Linked DNA regions of Homo sapiens: region 2 is linked to region 1. A link is a loop called in an ENCODE intact Hi-C map of the cell type or tissue named here. Cell type or tissue: body of pancreas. All regions are shown on one strand. Links, peaks and the distances in the headings refer to the core of each region. The heading gives the core; the rest is flanking DNA. Region 1 has its middle 9.9 kb from the start of JAG1. Region 2 has its middle 170 kb from the start of LINC02871.

Region 1 (10,617 bases), core at 3,149-7,148:
TGCATCCACTCAAGCCCAGGACTCAGCTCTCTGTCACTGAGTGTGGCCTGGCTGCCCACCCACACTATTCTCTCATGCAGAGCCAAGCTTCATCTAAGACTTAGTGTTACAGCTACTCAAGAGGTGTTCACTTCAACTCATCAAGTTTTTAACTGAGCAACTATTATATATAACCTGCTGCTTCACTCCCTGGTTAAGTTCTACCTCCCTTCCTCTGAAAATGCCATGCAAGCACAAACTTTGTCACAGATAAATGAAGCCTTTGAGAGATCAAATGTTCCAACCATAATGTAACGGCTCCTTTGGCCTTAGTTTGTGAAGTATTTTTATGATTTTTAGTTCCTACTCTGTTCATTCAGAACAAACTTCACTCACTTCTCATTTCCCTATACCCCTTGGTTGAGGCTGACCATAGGTCTCCATTCTACACCAAAACAATGATGACTATGCTGAAGATAATGGCAGTGGCAACTCAGACATGTGGTGAGCTCACCATGTGCCAGGCATTGAACTAAGCATTCTACATACATTATTTAAGTTTCCCAGCCACCTTATAAGAAAGGCACTATTATTATTTCCACTCTATGGATGAGGAAACTGAGGCTTAGTTACTTAACTGAGGCAATTTAAGTAACTTGCCCAAGATTCCAGAGCTCAGCAGTAGCAGAGCTGGAACTTTAACCCAAGTCTATCTGACTTTTATTCTTTATGCTTTCTTACCTCCATATTTATGAGGAAATAATGTGAAAGTGATTTTAACCTGTAAAGCACTATCTACAAGAAACGCATTTTTCTAAGGACTCTCCTGCTCTTTCTGGTCCCTCCATTACTCAACCGTATTTCCTACTTGACAAGCGTCAGTGTGGCATTTTCTCAGTTTCTCTCTCACACAACTCCAGATCCCAGTCTTATGTGTCCTACAGCTTCCTCTCACCTAACTTTCCTGGACCATTTCACCGTGAGACACACATTGGATGGGCCCTCTGCGAAAGAGAAGGCTCTGGTAAAGTCATTAATTCAGTCACATGCTTAGTGCATGGTTTGTTTAGCTAGAACGGCAGGCTTTAACCTTAGCTACACATTGGAAGATTTAAACAGTCTCAGTGCCCGGGCTGTAACCTAGACCAATTAAATCAGGATCTCTGGGGGGTGGGGCCCAGGCATCAATAATTTTTAAAGTTCCCTAGGTGATTCCAATGTACAGCTAAGGTTGTGCATGTTGACTACGGGTTTAATATCCCTGCTACTGCTCTGATATTTTTTCATGTACTCTGTGATTACAAAGCCCTTTGGGATAGACTTTACATTTGTGTTTCTCCAGTATGCCTCATGGACCAGCCTATGTTTAGGAGAAGTTTAATAAATATTGCCTGCCAGGGAATTGAGATTTTCATGGGGGTTCTTAAAATAATTTTTTGTATAAGGAAGTCGCCCTTAATTAGCCATCTGGGATCATTTATTCTCCAAATACTGTTTGGGTCCCGAAACAAGCCAGAAGAAATTTATTCTCTGAATATGGATGAAATTGCCCATGCTCTTTTGCTTTCTCTGTAACTGGTGGAGCTATGAAACTCTTACGGGGAGTCTTCTCCCAGCCTAAAAACACCTGAGAAGGTCAGAGAGCATGTTTCCAGTGATGCATATCAATGAGCTCTGCAATAAAAGAGAGTAGACTGAACACTCATTCTGGATATAGCTTTACAGTATCTTATGTCCAAATTTCTTAAAATGAAAGAACTTAGCTATAAGATCTCATACTTCTTGGTGGCAAGAGAGAGAACTAAAATATGTGGCCATGATTGGCAACAGGGTAAAATGGTTGTAGAGTTTTCTTTTGCCATGTGTAGGATAAAATGTAAACAATCTGGTAGATGTTTAAGCTGAGTGATACATAGGTAAAAATCCACTCCAAACCCCTTGAACCATCTCTACTTTACCTCTGCTCTTTTGCTCCGTTTTCTGAAGTGAATGCACCTTCAAAGAAAACCCAATTGTGACTTTACCTTGAAGATTTTATTCTGACCACTTTCAAACAGGGGTTATGAGTGGAAGCTTCTAGATTAGGGAAGAGTCAGTTTCCTAAATAGAATGTCAAATCATGTGACACCTTTCATCTGCTTTCCAACACATGAATTAAGCCCAGGTTTACCTCAGCCGACCACACCTCAGCGAGAGAGAGCGAAGAGGATTTTCAACAGGATTAAATGATATGAATAGCTTTCAGGTTTCCACTGGGGGCAGAGCTGGGGGCGGGGTGCTGCCGCAGCAGCTGCTCAGAAAAGAGAATAAAGGATTTTCTGGAGCTTTGCGACTCCATGTATCTGCTGAGGATTGATCTGAGCGCCTTTCTTATCCTCCTTTTGGTGGGAGAGGAGGGGCTTCTTTTCAAAGTCACATTATCTGACAACAAAGCCTAAACCAGGAGGGTGGTGTTTTGGGGCTTGCACACTTGCTGGGGAGAGAGGTGGGCTCAAAGGCTTCTTCAAGGAGGAGGCGCAAGGGCCCTAACAGATGGGCCTGAAGGCTGGGAAGGACTGGGGGAGGTAGGCCCAGGCTCGCTGGCTTTCCCAAAACCTCTGACCTCAGTCTTCTCCCAGGTGGCTCCTGCTCTGACAGCGACCTCACTGAAATCCCTGCAGTGAAGGGTGTCCACCCATGTGTGTCTGGGTACTGGGAGGAGCGTGTGGGTCGTGCGTCTCAGAAAGACCATTCATGCGTTGCTGGGGAGAGTGCAAAATGCTGCAGCCACTCTGGAAAACAGTTTAGCAAGTTTCAAGTTTCCCAAAAAGTGAAATGTACACTTCCCATATGACACAGCAATCCCAATCCTGGATATTTACCTAAGAAAAATTAAAAGGTGTGTTTACACAAAAACCTGTACTCAAATGTATAGCAGCTCTATTCATAGCCAATGAGATATGAAACAACCCAAAGATCTCTCAACTGGGGATGGATAAACAAACATCCCTGTATGGACTATCACTCAGCAATAAAAAAGGATCCAACCTGGAAGACACACTACAACGTGAATGAATCACAAATACACAATGCTAAGTGAAAGAAGTCACACTCGAAAGGCTGCATACTGTTTGGTGCCATCCATGGAACATTCCAGAAAAGGCAAAACTATACGCACAGGAGGAGGGAATGAGGACCAAAGGGCAACATGATCGGACTGGGGGAGTGATGGAGATGTTCCGTGTCTTGATCATGGGGGTGATTACATGACTGCATGTGTTTGTCAAAATTCATAAAGCCATATACCAAAAAGAGTGAATTTTATCATATGCAAATATGGAAAATAAAACAGCAACAGGTATGCCATGAAAGGTATGAAGAGGGATTTTAAAGTTCCTGGCCCTCCTAGCTGCTTTCACTATAATTCCACACTCCCTTTTCCAGTAGATGGTAACTGAGAGGGCAGAATGGATTGTTCTAGATTCCCATCACATGCTGCTGCAGTTGGTGAACAGGTGACCATATTCCCTAGTTGGTTCCCAGGCAGTCCCAATTCCTTTTTCCTTAGCTCATCCTCCTTTTTCTCAAGAAGAATATATGGCCTTGGCATTCTTTCTTGGGCTTATTCATTTAATATAAATTTCCCTTTGGTTCCCTCTTCTAATTCTTCACTGAGAAAAATGAAAGGCAAAGTGTACATATTATAACATGACTGAAGGGCCATTCAGGACCTCCACTTCCTGCTAAGGGACATCCCAGGCTCTGCACCCAAGCAAATGGGGTTGAGAGCACTGCTTTTCTAAGCATCACCATCACCTAGGAACTTGTGAAAAATGCAAAATCTCAGGCCTGTCCTAGAGCTGTAGAATAGGAATCTGCATTTTTAACAAAATGTCCAGGAGACTCATATGCACATTAAAGTCCAAGAAGTCCTGTTTTAGATTTAAGTGTTCATCTTAGCGACCTGATAATTTATATTCCCGCTAGATGTTGTGGAAAGAACAGGGCCTTTGGTCTCAGTTGACCCTGACTCTTACTCCACTGATTACTAGCTGTGTGTCCTCCATCTAGACCATACTAAGTGAAAAAGTGATGCTAGTTATAGAAGTGCATCACCTTTCTGACCCTCAGTTTTTCTCATCTATAAAATGGAGATATTAATATCAACTTTATAGTGTTGCTGTGGGGGTTAAATTATAAAATGTAATAAAACAACACTGTACCTGGCCCATAACCTAGGTTTATATATCTGTTGCCTCATCCCAGCCAATTAACTTACCCAGTCAATTCAATATTCATCCCATCAATTTACCCAGCCAATTCAATACTTATTGCCAGAACATTGAAGTCAAATCCAGTATCAGTTGAGACATTTGAAGGAATTAAATGGACTGGGGTAAATGGTTAGAGGAAGAGTAAGATGACCTTGATAACTGTACTATTCTGGAGGTATACCAGGTCAGTGACTCTCAAAGTTTGTTCCTTGGAATACCATCACCTGGCAACTTGTCAGAAATGTAAACTCTAGAGTCCCACCTCAGACTTACTAAATGGAAACTCCATGATAGAGCCTAGCAATTTACAGTTGAACAAGGCCTCCAGGTGATTCTGATACATGCTAGTGGGACACTGTCAACAACACCAAAAACCTACGTTATCAGCCTTTGTTAGAGACCTGGTATAAACAAGCAATATTTAGAGAAATATTGGAAAGCTAAGCTGTTCCTCCATCTTCTACAAGTAAGGTTAAAGAAAGTATGGTTAAAGTAAAAAGTCAGGTATTTTTTTTAACTCAGTATTAAAACACATTGGTGTGTGAAAACATGTCTGGTTTGGTTGTAATGGGCATTGCCAGCAATTTGCCGCTAATTCATCCAACAAATTCATTCAGCAGTTAGTAATAATGCTCCTGTTATGTGTCAGGCATTGGTCCAGGCTCTACTAACAGAATAAAACCTTCTTAAGTGATGCAACCATCACTAGTAATTGGTTGGTTAATCAAAAATGTTGGTTAAAGATGGAATCATAAAACATGAGACACAAACGTTTTACTTTAATATCAAATGTATAAATGAATATGTATTTGCCTATCTTTTGATATAAGACAAAAACTTTTTAAGTTGTTAGTATTGCAGCTTATCACATCTATAACAAGCTAATTTATTATTGTTAGTCAAATAGGAAAGCTAAAAGACATTTGGAAAACAATTTAAACGCAGAATTCTTCTAGATTATTCAGAATAGTTAAATATTATTTTAAAATTGTCTTGGTGACATTCATTGAATAAAAATTCATTTTTAGCTACTCACATTTATTTTCATCAAGTTACATTTAACTTGGGTTGCATAGAAGCACTATCTTTTTTAAGAACTCATATTCATCAGTTTATGTAATATTGAGTTGAATGATATAATAAGTACAATTGGCATATACAGATTCGGGAACCCTCCCAATTGACTACTGGGAAGTATAACAGCTGATTCCCTCTTTGAAACAGACTGCATAGGAACATGAGAACTCAGTCTATTTACTGCAAGCGTTCTCCACACTGTGGGGAACAGTCAGTATTTATTAAAGAAGGAATGCTGAACATTGGTTAATCCAATGATTAGGTTAAGTAGAAGTTGGTTATAAGAGTCTTTATCAGGATTGTTTCAGGGGAGCCTACTAATAACTTATTTTTTAAGATAAGTTGGAGCAGACTCAAGATTATTCCTGCAATAAGGCCACTTTAACTCACATTTCAGCTTGCTTTCTCAAGTGGAGGTTATTGAGTTAAGGTTGGCCAGTCTCTGCTACGTTTGGCTCACAGAAGTTTACTAGTAGTGATTATCATTCATTGAATACTTGCAAGCTGACATTTGTGGTTCTGTTTTCTTTAAAATTTTCACCCATGAAGGCTGTAGTAGTTATCTAATGCCACAATAGTGCTTCATAACAAACCAGCTCCAAACTTGAATTAAAGGAGTCAGTTGTTATTTCTCACAAGTCTATGAGTTGACTGGAAAGTTCTGCTGATCTGGGCCGGTAAGCTGATCTTAGCTGGGCTTGCTCATGTGTCTGCAGTCAGCTGGTAGGTCAGATGGAGGCTGACTGGTCAAAGATGATCTCATCTGGGACTACTTACTTCTCTTCCCCATAACCTTTCATCCTCTGGCTCGTTAGTCCAGCTTGCTCCATGGCAATGATAGAGTCTTCAATCCACCCCCACTTCACCTCCAGACTGCTTCCTCTGAGCTGTGCTTTGTTGCCATGCCCTCAGTTCAGGGTGCACCGTTCTAAGAAGCAGTTGCATTTCCTCTGCATTCCATAATGTAAGACGCAAGGTCACCCAAAATATTTATAATTATATGCTCACACATATGTGTATATCTTTCATAACAAAATGCCAGAAAAAGCTTTGCTTCATCTGAAGGACTAGCTTGTTGATTCTGCATGGAGACTGTTAATCTTGTAGCTGACTGTGTTTCCTTGGTTACTTTGGCTGTCAAGGAGCTCAGCATCCAATTCTCAACTGAAGTAGCCATCCTTGACCTGCCTGTCACTGATCTTGATCTTCTATCTTCAGCTCCATTTTCCTTGGTCCTGATATTTATTCATTTATATTTTTCTATTGGCTTATATATTTTACCTGAAATTTGCTGAAAATTATTAAAAAACTATCTGGTCTATATATACTTAAATAAATAACTGTAATTTCCATTACGACGCTGAGCTCATAATGGGACAATCAAAGATGGATTTGATTAGCCAATACTTTTACCCAATGATAGAGTATTGCAATCATTTAGTGGAAAGATCATTTGATAACTTCTACTAACTCTGGAATATTTCTGTTGTTGTGGGTTAGATTAAGGCCTCTTAGACCTTAATGTGCACACAAATCACCTGAGGATCTTGTGAAATTGTAGATACTGAGTCAAAAGGTGTGGGACAGGGGTCCGATATCCTGAATTTCTATCAAGCTCCCAGGTGATGCCAATGCTGCTGGTCCTCAGAGTGCATTCATAATAGCAAAGGTATAATAATAAGACCGAGGCTATGATGACCAGTGCTGTGACATTTAGAATTGACTCACTTGTTGCAGGCAATATGTGTGCGATAGATCCTAGAAGAGTGAGTTCAAAAAGCAGATAAATCTGTGCAAAATGGTCACTTCTGTACTCCAGGTTGTGATCATCCTCAATCAGTGGTATCAACTTCACATTTTGTTTAAAAGCTGGCTCCTAGATGCTTTTTATGTTTATAGACCTGAGTTTCCACCCTATCCATTTATTTTGCTGTGGCCTCATAAAGAGTAGATTCCTAGGAAATCACTCAGTTCAACCTCCCATCCAGGACAGGGAACCTCCCTCTCTCCTGCCACTGACAATGGTCCACAGCAGCCTGTCAGCCTGTTTGATATCCATAGATGGCAGGGACTTACTATCTCCAAGGGAGCCTCTTCCATTAAGGAATGGCTCTTATGAAAACAAAGTTTGTTGCTGAGTCAAAATCAATTTCCTTGTAACCTCACCCATTAAGCCTATTCTGTCATCTGCAGCATTTCAAGTCCGCTCTCAAGTCAGCCTTCCCCACACTGCAGAGAGCTGCTATGCTTCCTTTCTCCTCTTCTCTGGTTACACCCTCTCAATCCTTCATTTGCTCTGCTTAAAGGTCTATATTTTTAGACATTTTATCACTCTTTTCTGGGAGTGGCACAGTTGGTCAATATTCTCTTAAAAAACGGTGCCTAGGCCGGGCGCAGTGGCTCATGCCTGTAATCCCAGCACTTTGGAAGGCCGAGGCAGGCGAATCACAAGGCCAGGAGTTCGAGACCAGCCTGGCCAATATGGTGAAACCCTGTTTCTACTGAAAATACAAAAATTAGCCGGACGTGGTGACATGTGCCTGTAATCCCAGCCACTTGGGAGGCTGAGGCAGGAGAATTGCTGAACCCAGAGAGGCAGAGGTTGCAGTGAGCTGAAATCGTGCCACTGCACTCCAGCCTGGGTGACAGAATGAGACTCCATCTCAAAAAAAAAAAAAAAAATGGTGCCTAGTAGATACCCCCCAAAATTGAAAGCAGGGTCTTGAATAGATACTTATACACCCATACCCATGGTCAGAACAGCATTATTCACAATAGCCAAAAGGTAGAAGCAACTCTGGTGTCCATCAATGGTTGAATGAATAAGCAAAATGTGGTCTAAAAATACACTGGAATGTTATTCAGCCTCGACAAGGAATTCTGACATATGCTACAACATGGATGAACCTTGATGACATTGTGCTAAGTGAAATAAGCCAGGCATAAATGGACAAATACCATATGATTCCACTTAAGAGGTACCTAGGGTAGTCAAATTCATAGAGAAAGAAAGTAGAATGGCGATTGCCAGGGCCTGGGGGTGGGTGAGGAAGGTAAATGGGTGTTGTTATTTAATAGGTATAGAGTTTCAGTTTTGCAAGATGAAAACGTTCTGTAAATTGTTGCACAACAATGTGAATTTACTGAATACAACAGAATTAAAAATTGGTTCACATGGTGATTTTTATGTATATTTTACCACAATTCCAAAAAATCTCCAGCCCAGAGCTGGATAGACCCCTCTAGATGTGTTAAGGCCAATGCGGAATATGCTGGGGCTATGATTTTTCCTTGACTGCCAACGCCTACATTCCTCAGACTGTGAGCCCTGCCCTTCCTAGTATCTGCATTACACTACCTGTGTGGTCTGTTGAAACCCACCCCCGCGACCCCAACTTCTCTTCACATGAATTTCTGCCAAACTATCCTGAAATAGAATAATTGACTTCTCTAGTTTTTATCTGGCTTTTAAGAAATATTATCACTTCAGTGGAGGAAATAACCATCTTTTGGAAATTAAACTTTCTTCTTTATAGTCTTTCTAAGTTTTCTATGTCTTAGCCTTATTTCCAAAAGCAAAAAGAACTTCTGATATTGCTCTGAAATGATTTCTGAATGATGCTTATGAAAATCTATGTATCAGTAAACCTATGTTATGACTAATATCTAAGGATCTAGAAGTGTATAGTTGTTACTTGTACCAATATTTCTGTGCTGAAGCTAGTATTTCTTTATTTAGTCATCCTTAAGTGCTGTTAGCATAAAGCAATAATAAAAACAACTATTTATCTTCCCAATGGGAAATCAAACCTAAGCATTGCAATGATCCACTTTTGATGTTCTTAATAACTTCTAATTTAGAGGAAGCCATCAGTACAGAAACCACTGGCTTGAGAACAAAAGTGTCAAACACAGACACAGTCTTGTAATTTATTTGGGACCATTAACCTGAACATGAAATATGTAATTCAAAGCTCTGTTATTTTCATGCCATTGGCAGGTGCAATCACCTTTCTTTGACTCTCACATTTATGTATGTGAAAATTTGAAATTTTCTCAGATAACTAAATACATTTAGCTCTCCTTCCTCAAGTTCCAGCAACTACTTTACCTTATTTATTTATTTATTTGAGATCTGGAGGCATCTGTTTGGAAAAGCTGAGTGCAAGTGAGATGAAAGGTACTCACAGAGAAAACTGTATTGTGGTAGTTTCCAAATACTACCTGCTTCTGGAAGTGTAATTTCCAGAACCTTTCAGGAGATGAAAAGGCTTGTAAGAGATCAGTCATACTTCACAATTATAGAAAATTGTTAGTTGCATTTAAATCAGTCGACTGTACAAATGGACCAATTTGGTTAAAAAAAAATTCCATCCCAGAATATCTATAGGTTAAGTCATTCAAGTGCCATTCACAAGAACAGACGACTCACTGTATCAGTGCCAAAAAAAAGGAGGATATGTGAATCATTTACAGTTGTTTTGAGAATGCCAATTTAACAGCAACTTACACGCAGAATTTTTTTTTTCCCTGAAAAGACTGAACTCTAAGAAAAAAGTACATTTTGTACGTAGGACTTCTCCCACACTCTAGCTTCACAAAGAACATTTGATTTTAACTAAGGAGTAAAATGTAAATATTAGTCTCGTAGTTCTGAGATTTTGCATGTAAGTTTTTTGGCGACTTTCTGTGATTGGTTTGGTAAAGGGTATGTGGACACATAATTCTATTCATCCTGATGGTTTTCCACATAATGACTATGAAACAGGATTGGGGCAGGGAGGACAAAATCATAACTACCTGGGCTCAAGATAAAACCAAGACAATGTTTAACATGCGCTCATACAAAATCACTGTTGATAATACAAAAAAATTCACAGTTCTGGTTTCAAAAAATTAATCCAGATCTCTTGTGTACATATGATGAATCTTTGGGAAAAAAATAGCTGGATCTACTCAACTTATGCTTGAATGAGCAAACTTGTGGCCTGGTTGTGGTTGCTACAACTATACCCTGATTTTCAGTGTCTGTTATCTATAGGTTGGTGGTGGGTTTTTTTCCATGTAGAATATCTTGTGATGTGGGAGAATGATGTTGTGCTTCCTTAGGGAGCTGGCTGGACAGGTTCATGGGAGGCAGTAACCTGGCGGGACATGTGAGCTTCACTGGGCTCTGCTGGAAAGGGGCAGAAAGATAACATATCCGTGGAACAGGATTTGTGAACTTGTGTTAACATCTCTGCAAGTTCAAACAAGGAATAAGGAAGATCTTAATGGATATTTTACATGTGCCTTCTCTACAATTTGA
Region 2 (10,617 bases), core at 4,107-8,106, 510 kb before region 1:
AACAGATTGTTCTATAATGTGTCTACTAATTCTAGAATGTGACAATCTTGGAATTTGTTTTCTTTTCTTTCACTCTTCATTTTTATTTTCAGTTTTCTGCTGGTTCTTGCTCACAGTTCCTTGTTTCCGTGGGTACTTGGAATTATTTGACGTTGTGTTTCTCATTTTATTTGAAAATTATTTTTTAGAAGTATTTTAAGGCTATGACAATGTTATCCTTCTTTAGTCAAAATGAGTATTATTTCTTTCATCTACTCATTGTTACTACCAATGCTGATACTACTCTAAATTAAAATTAACTCTGTGTGTGTGTGTGTGTGTGTGTGTGTGTGTGTGTTTTCTTTTTTTCTAAAGAGGCACCAAGGAATTGCAAATTTGTTGGCAAATCCATCTAAGTTCCACCTTATTTCTTCTTCACTTTTGTTCTGATGGTACAATCCTTTAACGCCTAACTGAAGTTGATGATTCCTCAGCCTTAGAAGGCTCTGAGTTTAATTTATTTCTCTTTTTTCTCCTCAAGGCTAAAGTTCCCAAAACCAGTGTTCACATTTCTCAGTTTTGACAATTGTCTTTATGGTAAAATCAAACTTTGTTTTCTATCTTTTGAGTTGCATCTTTCTCTACAATTTCTATCTTATGAGTTATTTAACACTTCATATTAATCCTTTAAAAATATTTTATTCAGAATTTTAAAATTATTTTTAGCAGAGAGATTAATATGAATAACCTAACTTTCAGTAGAGGTACTCCAATTAAGCTCTTCACAAGTTAACAGCTTTACTCCTTTTCTTCTTTCCTATAAGTGACCTTTGATAGCTTTTTATTTGTCTTTTCTTAATAGCTCTTCAAAAATGGAATAGATTGCTTCCTGAGTGAATGAACTATGAGCCATATAACATAATCACTCCTTGACTGATAAGATCTCAGAGAAATCATAAAATAGGTTTGTATCATAAACAAAAGGTTAAACTAAATGACTTCTGAAATGCTCCCTCAACATAAAAAGGAGATTCTCTTTTCTACCTTAATATTGATTTCCAATAAACTATATTTTCTTTTTACACATTGTAAAAAGAAATGAGAACCTATCACTTCTCTATTTCATTAATATTTCTATTTGATTTTACTTTCTATTTTGTCTTGAATAATTGTCCTATTTAAATTCTTTACATGTAATTCTTCCTCTTAAACTATTTTGTAAATGAGGAATGGCTTTATGTGTACATTTTAAATCTCTCATAACCTCCAACCACTATATTTATTCATTATTAGACCTCTGTAAACGGCTGCATTGTATCTGAGTTGAAAATATTCATAACAAATGATCAAGGCATTGATTTTCCATGTGCTTCACACATATAATTTTATCTAATCTTCATAAAAACTCTATGACATGTAAGTTGTTATAACTTTCATTTTATAAATGAGAAAATTAAGGAATATGGAGCTAATGTATCCAGACCCAAAACAGAAAGTGGTACAAACTGGGGTTTGGTTTCAGGATGTTCGGCTCCAGAATTCTCATTTTTAACCACTTCACTATACTACAGTTTCAAAAGTGGTTGAGGTAATTGCTTAACTAGTATTTTCAAAATAATAATAGTAATAAAACAATGAAAAATGGTAAACAGCAGTTAAAGAGAATCAGGCCTTTTTGGCAATAGAATGGAAACATTCATTCCTTGTAGTCAATACCCTGTTTTGTGCATGTTTGTGTGTGTGTGTCTGTGTTTGTGAGTGTGCATGATGGTGATGTTTTGTCTCTTTTTCTTTAACCATTTTTTCTTGTAAAATCATATTTTCTCATTCTATTATTCTTACTGTGCTGTGAAAATGACTACGCAGGAAGGCCCTATGCCCCTTCCTGACTGCTGCAGCCCCACTTTCTCTCCCTCAATGTCTCCTGAATGACATTTTCTGTGCAGTTCCAGCAGTTCAGCATGCTCTAATCTTGATAACACCTGCATCAAGAATGGAGGGAGTGTGCTGAGCCAGGCCCAAGCAGGCAGGCTTTGGCTATCAATGCTTCCTCTAGAAGCTGGCTTTTTTTTTTTTCTGGCTTATGTATTCTTTTCCATTTCTGGCCTCATTCCTCCTTGCCAGCCAGTCCTCCCTCTATTCACATGTCATGTGGATCCTTTATTGATCCACATGGACAGTTCTTTATTGGACAGTTCTTGTTAGTTGCATGATCATCATCGATGACAATAGTTCTACCAGGCCAGTAAGGTTATAGGATTGCAGTCTTGCCATGCTCCACAAACATCGAAGTGCCATTCTGTTGCATGTACAATAGCCAAAGTTTGCCACGATTCTTTTTGACCACAGATGAATTCCAGGGAGGTCCTTGTTGAGTAGAAAATGAGTGGAGGCTCACTATGGGTAACCTCTCACCCAAAATTGTCAGCAGCAGTGTGCCCCATCACCAGGAGACAGTTCAGAGCCCTGAACTGGGGACACAGTAGCAACTTTAACACCCAAATCCTACATCATCCTTCAGAATTAGAATCTGGCAGATGCCTAAAGGAGTAATGCCCTATAGATTTAGGATGGTTCATGAGAAAGCAGACTAGCTCTTTCTGGATTTGGGACAGAAGGTACAAAGACTCAATGAGGAAGAGAAAAAGTATTGCTTGGATTCCTAAAGCATGCATTATTTTCTACCCCCTTGTATTATTCTTTCTGTCTCTCTCATCTTTGTGAAGAATTAGAGAAGATTATACGGGTCGGTGAGGAGGGCAATATTGTTATTACAATTATTTCTTCTTTTCTTTCTCCTGAAAAACTCAATGTAGCACCAGCTACATAATCTCATAAAACCACAGAATGACAGACTTGGTAGTTTCTTTAAAATGCATCTAATTCAACCCTTCACTTGCCATATGAGAAAAATCAACCCAGAGAAAATAATGACTTTGTCAAGTTTACATGATTTTCTTGTGGCAGCATAGATGTAAAAATCTAGCTCTTTAGACTTCAGGTCCAGCAGGTGCTTGTTAAAGTTCTGATACTAGAAGGATTAAGCATGTAAAGAATTGCAAGCCCTGAAATGCTGCCTCCTTCCCACAGTGACCATGGATGAGTGGCACTTTATTGGGCAAGTTATGGTGATTCTTTATGTCTCCATATCAGTCCTTGAAATAGGTAACCAGGGGAGTGACCTACATACCCTTCATCCCACTCCAATATAGTCTAGAAAAGGATCAAGTCACCTAGTATTTGTTCACATGCCTCCTTCTCAGAGAGGCCTTGCCTAGGGACCCTTTATGAAAAAGAAGCACCCCTTTCCCCACTCAGCACCCTTCCCCTCAACTCTCAATATTTGGCATATGCTGCTTAATTTTTCTCCACAGCACTATGTATTACCCAATGCATTACAGAGTTGTTTATTGTTTGTTTCTTTCTCCCAAATGTCAAAATAACACAAAATGTAGAAGTTGCTTGAGAGGAACTGAGAAAAATTCCCTACTAATGTCAGGGCTGTCTGGTATTAACTTAAGAGTGCCATAGAAAAACAAAATGGGTTCTTATGCAAAGTGAGTGGGAGTGAGGAAAGAAAGAGAATGAAGGTAAAGCCAAATGAAGGACTGAAAAATCATGTAAGATAAAGGCCACTATCAGACTGGCTCACTAGCAAAGATGTAAAAAGATGTAAATGAGTGACCAAAAAAAAAAAAAAAGTAAGACTTGGAACAGTAAGCAGAGGCAACTGCATCTGTTATTTATTGCTGTGATAATAAATAACACACATAACAAACCAGCCCCAAACTCTGGCTCAAAGCAATAAGATTTATTGAGTTTTTGTGTCTGTAGTTTGGTGATTTGGCCTGGGCTCTGCTGGGCCCATTCATATTTCAGAGGTCAGTTAGCCTTTGGCTGATTTAGGACAGCCTTCGCTAAAACCACTGGGATGACATGGCTCTGTCCCTCATGTCTCATCCTACAGAAGGCTATTCAGGGCATAGTGTCATGGCTGCAACTTACAGGGATTGAGTGGGCAAGAGGAAACACACAAGACATCTCGGGGCTTAGACAAAACTGGCACAGTGTAACCTCCACTATAGGCCCAGCTGTGTCACAAGGCCAATCAATAATCAAAGAGTAGAGAAATAGACCCAGACCTCACCTCTTGATGGGAGGGGCTTCAAATAGCACGGATAGAGGAGAGGCAAAGAATTGGGATCATAATTACAATCTATCTTTGGTCTTATGGCATAGAGCAGGAGAATCTCTGACCCTCTCTAGCACCTCTCCCTGAAGGTGAGACTATTCCCCAAGGGAGATGGGTTTTTGGGAAACTATCTACATGTATATATTCAAATATCTTTGTTTCATATATGTATATGACACAAATACACACACATATAACGCCACTTCCTTTAATACTGTCTTACAAACAGCTCGTTTCAATGTACCCTCCAAAGATGTTGAGTGAGGTAGGCTTCAAGCCCAGTAAAATGAGATCATAAGGAAAATGTAACTTGGGTCTATTTTGGCAGCATCACCACGATGACATGAGAGGCTGAAGTGTACATGGGTGAAGAGCACTCCATCATCTCTCTACCTCAGTCTCCAGAACTTGTCTGGTGTCTTAAGTTATTTATTTTCCACTTTAGCTTTCCCTTCCCCAACCTACAACTGCCTATTTATTCGTGTTGAAGACATTGTGACCCTATCGGACCCGAATCTCAGATGTCCTCTCAAACTTGAGACAGCAGGCCCAGTAATTTCCCCCACCCCACTGAAGTGGCTGGCACCAGTGTGCACCTGGTAGGCCTGCATGTCCCTGGGACTACCTTTTAATCAGGCCAAAACCCTAAATAGGCCCCGCCATCCAGCCACCAGCATCCCTCAGTAGCCTTCAGATTGATACAGAGCTGGTCATTATTTAGAAAGGAAAAAAACTCATTTAGGCCTCTCTGTCTCCTCTCTGCATGCTTATTATTGTAGGTGCAAAATAAAATATGAAAAAGGAAAACCAAAGGCTTGCTCATCCTCTATGACTCTACAGGGGAATTCCAATCACAGGCAGAACACCCTGTCCCTTCCTCCCACCTTTTCCACCCAGCAGAGGAGGAGGAACTGGCCTTGGGGAGCGAATCATTTTCCTGTTCCACTATCTGTAAGCACATTTTCCAGATCAGTCCTGACTTTCCAATTTCAGAAATCCTCCACATCCAAATGAGGTCCAGTATTGGACCAGCCTCACAATGGACTTCCTACTTCTCATAGGTAAAATGTTCGTCTGCCTGAAAGGAAGCGATAGAGAGAACATGCACACTGTTGGCCAATAAACAGAGCTGCGCTCATGGCAGCTTGGTTTGGGGGGGGGGCGGGGGTCAGGCAGTTATTTTCCATGGGCTGTTAAACAGGAAACTTCGCTGCAGTTAATGTAGCAGGAGAGTTTGGCTAGTCTCTGAAATAAACTTTTGAGAGCCCTTAAGATAACTGTCGCTCACCTTCCAGACTCATTAATCATCGGCAAACTGAAGCTATCCAGTTAGGAGGAAATGAAGAGAGGGCTGTAGAATTCATGTCAAACAGATCATGCTCTTGAACTGGCACCAAACTCCAGAAACTCCAGTGAGAGGCAAATTGTAAGCCAAGGTGCCAAGTTAAATCCTAGCACTGTGATTGTGTGTGTGTGTGCTCGCACATGTGTGTGAGAGAGAGACAGAGACAGAAAGACAGAGAAATATAGAGTGTGTATACTCTATAGAAGTATAGAGTGTGTGTGTGTGTGTGCATGTGTGTGTGTGAGAGAGAGACAGAGAGGAGGGGAAGAGAGAGGATTGAAGACTAAAGAAATAACATGCCTCTGAGATCAAACACTTAAGACCTCAACTCTCAATTCGCTTTCCTTTACTCCCATCTCCAATGAGAATATATTACCCTGTCTGGGGGAAATAGAGTGAAAAGGTGGGAGAGACACAAAAAGAAATAAAGCTACAGAGTCCTGTGTTCCTGACTTCCTCAGAGAGCAAGGTAGATCTTGAAGGACTTCATTTTTCTCCATTAACTTTTATGAAGCCTGACTTGGCTGTAATGTTGTGTAAATGCCAGCCAGTTTCCAGCCAGGCTTTTCCAAGTGCGTCTAATTGCCCACTTTATCACAGGCACTATCAGGTAAATGGTGTTCCACCTCCGCTGGGCCTGCCTGAGGTTGACACTCAGGACTTGTCAGGCAATGGATCACAGAGCCGGCATGGGGGCCCCTCGCCCTGCATTCCTGCATGGGGGTGACAGTAAATTATGACATCTGCCAGGAAGATCAGAACACGGCTGTGCTACCGGATGCACCTAAGCTACACAACTAGGAAGGCTTTTAGGATGTGACTAGAGATGTGTCTGAAAGCTCTTAAAGGGACAAAGAGCCTCTTTCCCCAGCAACAGTGCAGCAGAGATGATCCCTGAACATTTACTTTTCCCTTTGATGATGCTTAATGACCTATTTTTATGTTTGAGTGAATAATGCTGCCTTGCAGTTGTAAAGGGCTCCAGAGTTTAAGTTGCACTTATATCCATCCTCCCAAGATCCTCAGAACCACCCAGAGGGACAGTCAGCATCATGCCCATTGTCCAGGATGAAAAAAAACAACTGAGATCTCAGCAGGCTGAGTGATTTGGCTTGGGTCAAAAAGAACATGAGAGTGCTGTGGCTAGGCCTCAAACCTAGATCTCAAACCCCAAAACATGTGTTGTTTGCTTTACCAAGATTTTTCGCTCCAAAAGTGTTACTGCTTATTGTAGCTTTGGAAGTATGGATTATATTGTTGTACATGTATAGCTTCTATCTTACGTCTTCACAGGACTGACACTGAAGCTTAATATCAAAACAAAACCAAATGTTTTAAACAAGAACAAGAAAGCACACCAAAAATCAAGAGGCAAAAATGAGATAATCTCATTTCAGTGAATTTTCACACAAAAAAATTGTCAACCTATAAGTTTGTAAAGAGAAAAGGGGGTAGGTTCATAGGTGTAAATACCATAAATGCTGACCTAAAATGGCCAAACAACTCTATTTGGTTATAATACAAATTGCTCATTGGAGGCCTGAGGCTCAACATTCAAGACTGTATGCCTGGCACCTTGACTTGTAAATGAGAGACAGACTTTTGACCAGTCAACTCTACACAAAAAGTGGATGATGCAAAGGCACCAAATTTGAATTCATTCCCTTCATGATGTCTTATTTGTTGATGACCCTGAGCAAGTCATCTAACTTCTCTGGGCGTAATTTTCTCACCTTAAAATGTGGATAAAACTACTTAGCTTGTAGAACTGTAGTAAGGACTAAATGAGGTAGTGGATACTTAAGCACTTTGTAAATTATACAGTAAAATTATTTTCAGTAGAAATCACCTGGTATTTATTGAAACTTGTGCCATGCCCTTGGGGATTAAAAAAGAAAGTGTCAGTAATGATTTTATTCTGCATTCAGCCATCATTTATTGAGCACTTGGTATATGCAAGGTGCTCTAATAACAACACTGGGATCCTCTAAATAGAACACTACATGATCATGGAGAGTAGAAGTTAAGTTGGTCAAGGTCAAAGCTACTCCAGATGTATGGATAGGTCTGTATTTCTTTCTTCCAAAATTTATTGAATAGCCACCTGCTATAATAAATTTATAAAACAATGTCTGATATATGGTGTGTGTATGTACATGCACACAGATACAAATAGATTATATTACATTGTGATATATGTCATGACAAAATAATTTTATGAGCCTATTTAAATGATAAAATTTTCTGAAAAAGAAGTTCCAGAAATTTTAATAGAGGCTTTTTGTTCTACAACTGAAACTATTTATACATAAATGCCAAATATTTCCTAATAATGGTTCAACATATAATGGCTCAGATAATGTTTTTCCTCACTGTAGATTTTGGCAATATTGGAGAGAAGTAAATAAATGGATACACTTAACTTAAGTGACCAGGGAATGGAAAAGCTGACAAGTCATAGTAAGCTTGTATGACTGGTAGAATGAGGTTGGTTCACCACAACTAGAAGCCATAAGAATCCTAGCAGAAAAATATGAATGGATGTGGCATCTTCTAGCCTTTCTTGAGTCACAGTCACTATTTCAAAACACTAGTAAAAAACCACCTCAAATACCTAGTGAAGATTTTGAAATACAGTGTGTGTGTGTGTGTGTGTGTGTTTTAAAGATTAAGTGGTTTCCTTGCCATTCACTCTCAAGTTGCAATCCTGAGGTACTTAACCACCACCCCATCTCCCTTCTATTGGCTAAACCTTCCCAAAAAGAATTATTATTATTAATTATAAAATATGTAGAAAATATATAGTCAACGCTGACAACTGGTGTAGCTCAAGTAGGAGTGTGAATATAATTAATATGCAGTATGTTTTATACTCTACTGTAAACAATTGTTTGAAGTTCTACTAAAAAATTACTTGTCTGGTTCTCAGTTAAGATACATTGAGGACATTATTTTCATGCTAAAGCACAGGCTCCTGTGAATCTTGTCACTTAGGAGGCTGGTATTTCACTGAAAACATTCTACCCCAATCTCCACAACTGCCCATGTCCTTCATTGCAGTTAACACACCACGAGAAACACAATGAATGGTATGACCAGAATGGAGGCTTTAGTTTTTCAAGTGGTTTGAAAAACATTGTCCTTTGATTCTTTTATGAGGGTTCCATAATTTCTTGGGGTTTTCCAACTGCTTTTTGATCACTGTCCCTGCCAGCTGCTCTTCTCAGACAGAAACTGGGATACTTGACAGTGGGACAGTGGTTGTGGTAAATTAATAAGGGGAAAAAAAATAAACAGAAGGCCCTTTTCCCATGTTTTCTTTCTTTCTTTTTTTTTTTTTTAACTTTGCAGATCTGTTCACTCTAGAGTTAATTTGGAGCTTGCAGTGCAGGGACCCTGTCTGGCTTTGGTCATTTATCATTCTCTTCTGATGTTGTTCCTTCCTTAGAGAGTCCACAAGTGAGACTCACAGCAGGCAAGTGAATGGATGGTCCTCTCTCCAGGTTCCCACATTTTTCCAGGACATCAGGCTTGCTGGACGCAAAGACAAAGCAAAACTTTCTAGGATTTGTACAGTCCAATCCCTTAGGTTTAATATCATCTAAATTAATAATAGGCAAAGTCTTTCTATAAATAGCTGTATAGTAAATATTTTTGACTTTGCAGGGCATATGGTCTCTATCACAGTTACTCTACTCTGCCTTTGTAGTATAAAAGTAGCCATAGATAATATATCAACAAATATATTGGCTGTGTTCCAATAAAGCTTCATTTATGGACACTAAAATTTAAGTTTCATATAATTTTCATATATCATAATTTTTTTGTTTTAATTTTTTTCCAACCATTTAAACATGGAAAGCATTCACACAGCCATAAGGCAACAAACAGTGATTAGATTTGGCCCACATGCAAGGGTTTGCTAACCCCTGGTCTAAATGCTCAGTTCTTCAAATTTATGTCTTTAGCCAATACCTAACATTTGGACCTCACAATTGATTCCTGATATCTCTATTTGTCCCTCAAAAACCTTCAGTGTCCAACATTCTCTTCTCTCACTGCTTTTTTTTGTCCACATCTTCCCCATCTGAGAAAAATACTTCCACGTCTTTCACAGTCGATGTAGTTAGAAAACTGCTAACTATGCTTGAGGGCTCTTTTCTTATACTCCACATCTAGTTTACCAGTGAATTCTATGGATTCTCTTCCCAAAACAAACCTGAAATCTATTTATTTCTCTCCATCCAAGTAATAGATGAGAGTAGCTAATCCTGTAATAAATGCCCAGTTGCAATTTCCCCTTTTCTGTCGTGTGTGTGTGTGTGTGTGTGTGTGTGTGTGTGTGTGTGTGTGTGTGAAGGAGTTTTGTTCTTGTCACCCAGGCTGGAGTGCAATGGCACCATCTTGGCTCACTGCAACCTCTGCCTCCCAGGTTCATTTCTCCTGCCTCAGCCTCCTGAGTAGCTGGGATTACAGGCTCCTGCCACCACACCGGGCTAGTTTTTTTATTTTTAGTAGAGATGGAGTTTTGCCATGTTGGTCAGGCTGATCTCCAACTCCCGACCTCGGGTGATCTGCCCACCTTGGCCTCCCAAAGTGCTAGGATTACAGGAGTGGACCACCATGTCTGGCCCTTTTCTGTCTTTTCTATTAGCTAAATTGTTGCAAAATAAGTTACTGTCATTGTTTCCAAGATGAAACTGTGCTATCAATACAGACAAAATATGTAAATAAAATAGAAGTCTCCACTCTGGCCTTCTCGGTGCATTTTGCCATGCAGCATCTGAAGTGAACATGCTAAAGCTTTGGTCATGTAATCGCTCTGATGGCTTCCCTTTCTCCCTGACCCCCAAAATAATCCAAACTCCTAGTTACGTCCTACAAGAATCCACCTGAGATGAACTCCACTTTCATATCCATCTCCCCACCACCCAAGACTGCTCCCACCCTTACTCACTGTACTTCAACCCAATGCTGGCCTCCTTTTGTCCCTGCTGGAGAAGTCACTCTTTCCTGGGTCAGTGCCTTCTGCTCTCTCTTTTCTCTGACTGGGAGGTCTTTCCCCGGTTCCTGGCATGGCTGATTCATTCTTATCCTTTAA

Evidence for each region. A loop is a pair of places that touch in the nucleus more often than their neighbours do. Peaks named below come from ENCODE experiments on the same cell type or tissue, not always from the same donor. Only the 100,000 strongest peaks of a DNase experiment are listed, where the experiment ranks them.
Region 2: it touches region 1 in a loop (2.2-fold over the local background); 53 of 110 quality-filtered maps call a loop at or near these places.

The regions. Positions count from the first base shown.
Region 1 is chr20:10,678,581-10,689,197 of GRCh38, reverse strand. No RefSeq gene overlaps it. Among named protein-coding and RNA genes, the nearest start is that of JAG1, 9.9 kb to the right of the region's middle. In body of pancreas, for the core only: a CTCF peak has its summit at 5,442; no DNase peak of the experiment used is centred there; H3K27ac peaks cover 320 bases.
Region 2 is chr20:11,190,887-11,201,503 of GRCh38, reverse strand. No RefSeq gene overlaps it. Among named protein-coding and RNA genes, the nearest start is that of LINC02871, 170 kb to the right of the region's middle. In body of pancreas, for the core only: no CTCF peak of the experiment used is centred there; no DNase peak of the experiment used is centred there; H3K27ac peaks cover 1,395 bases.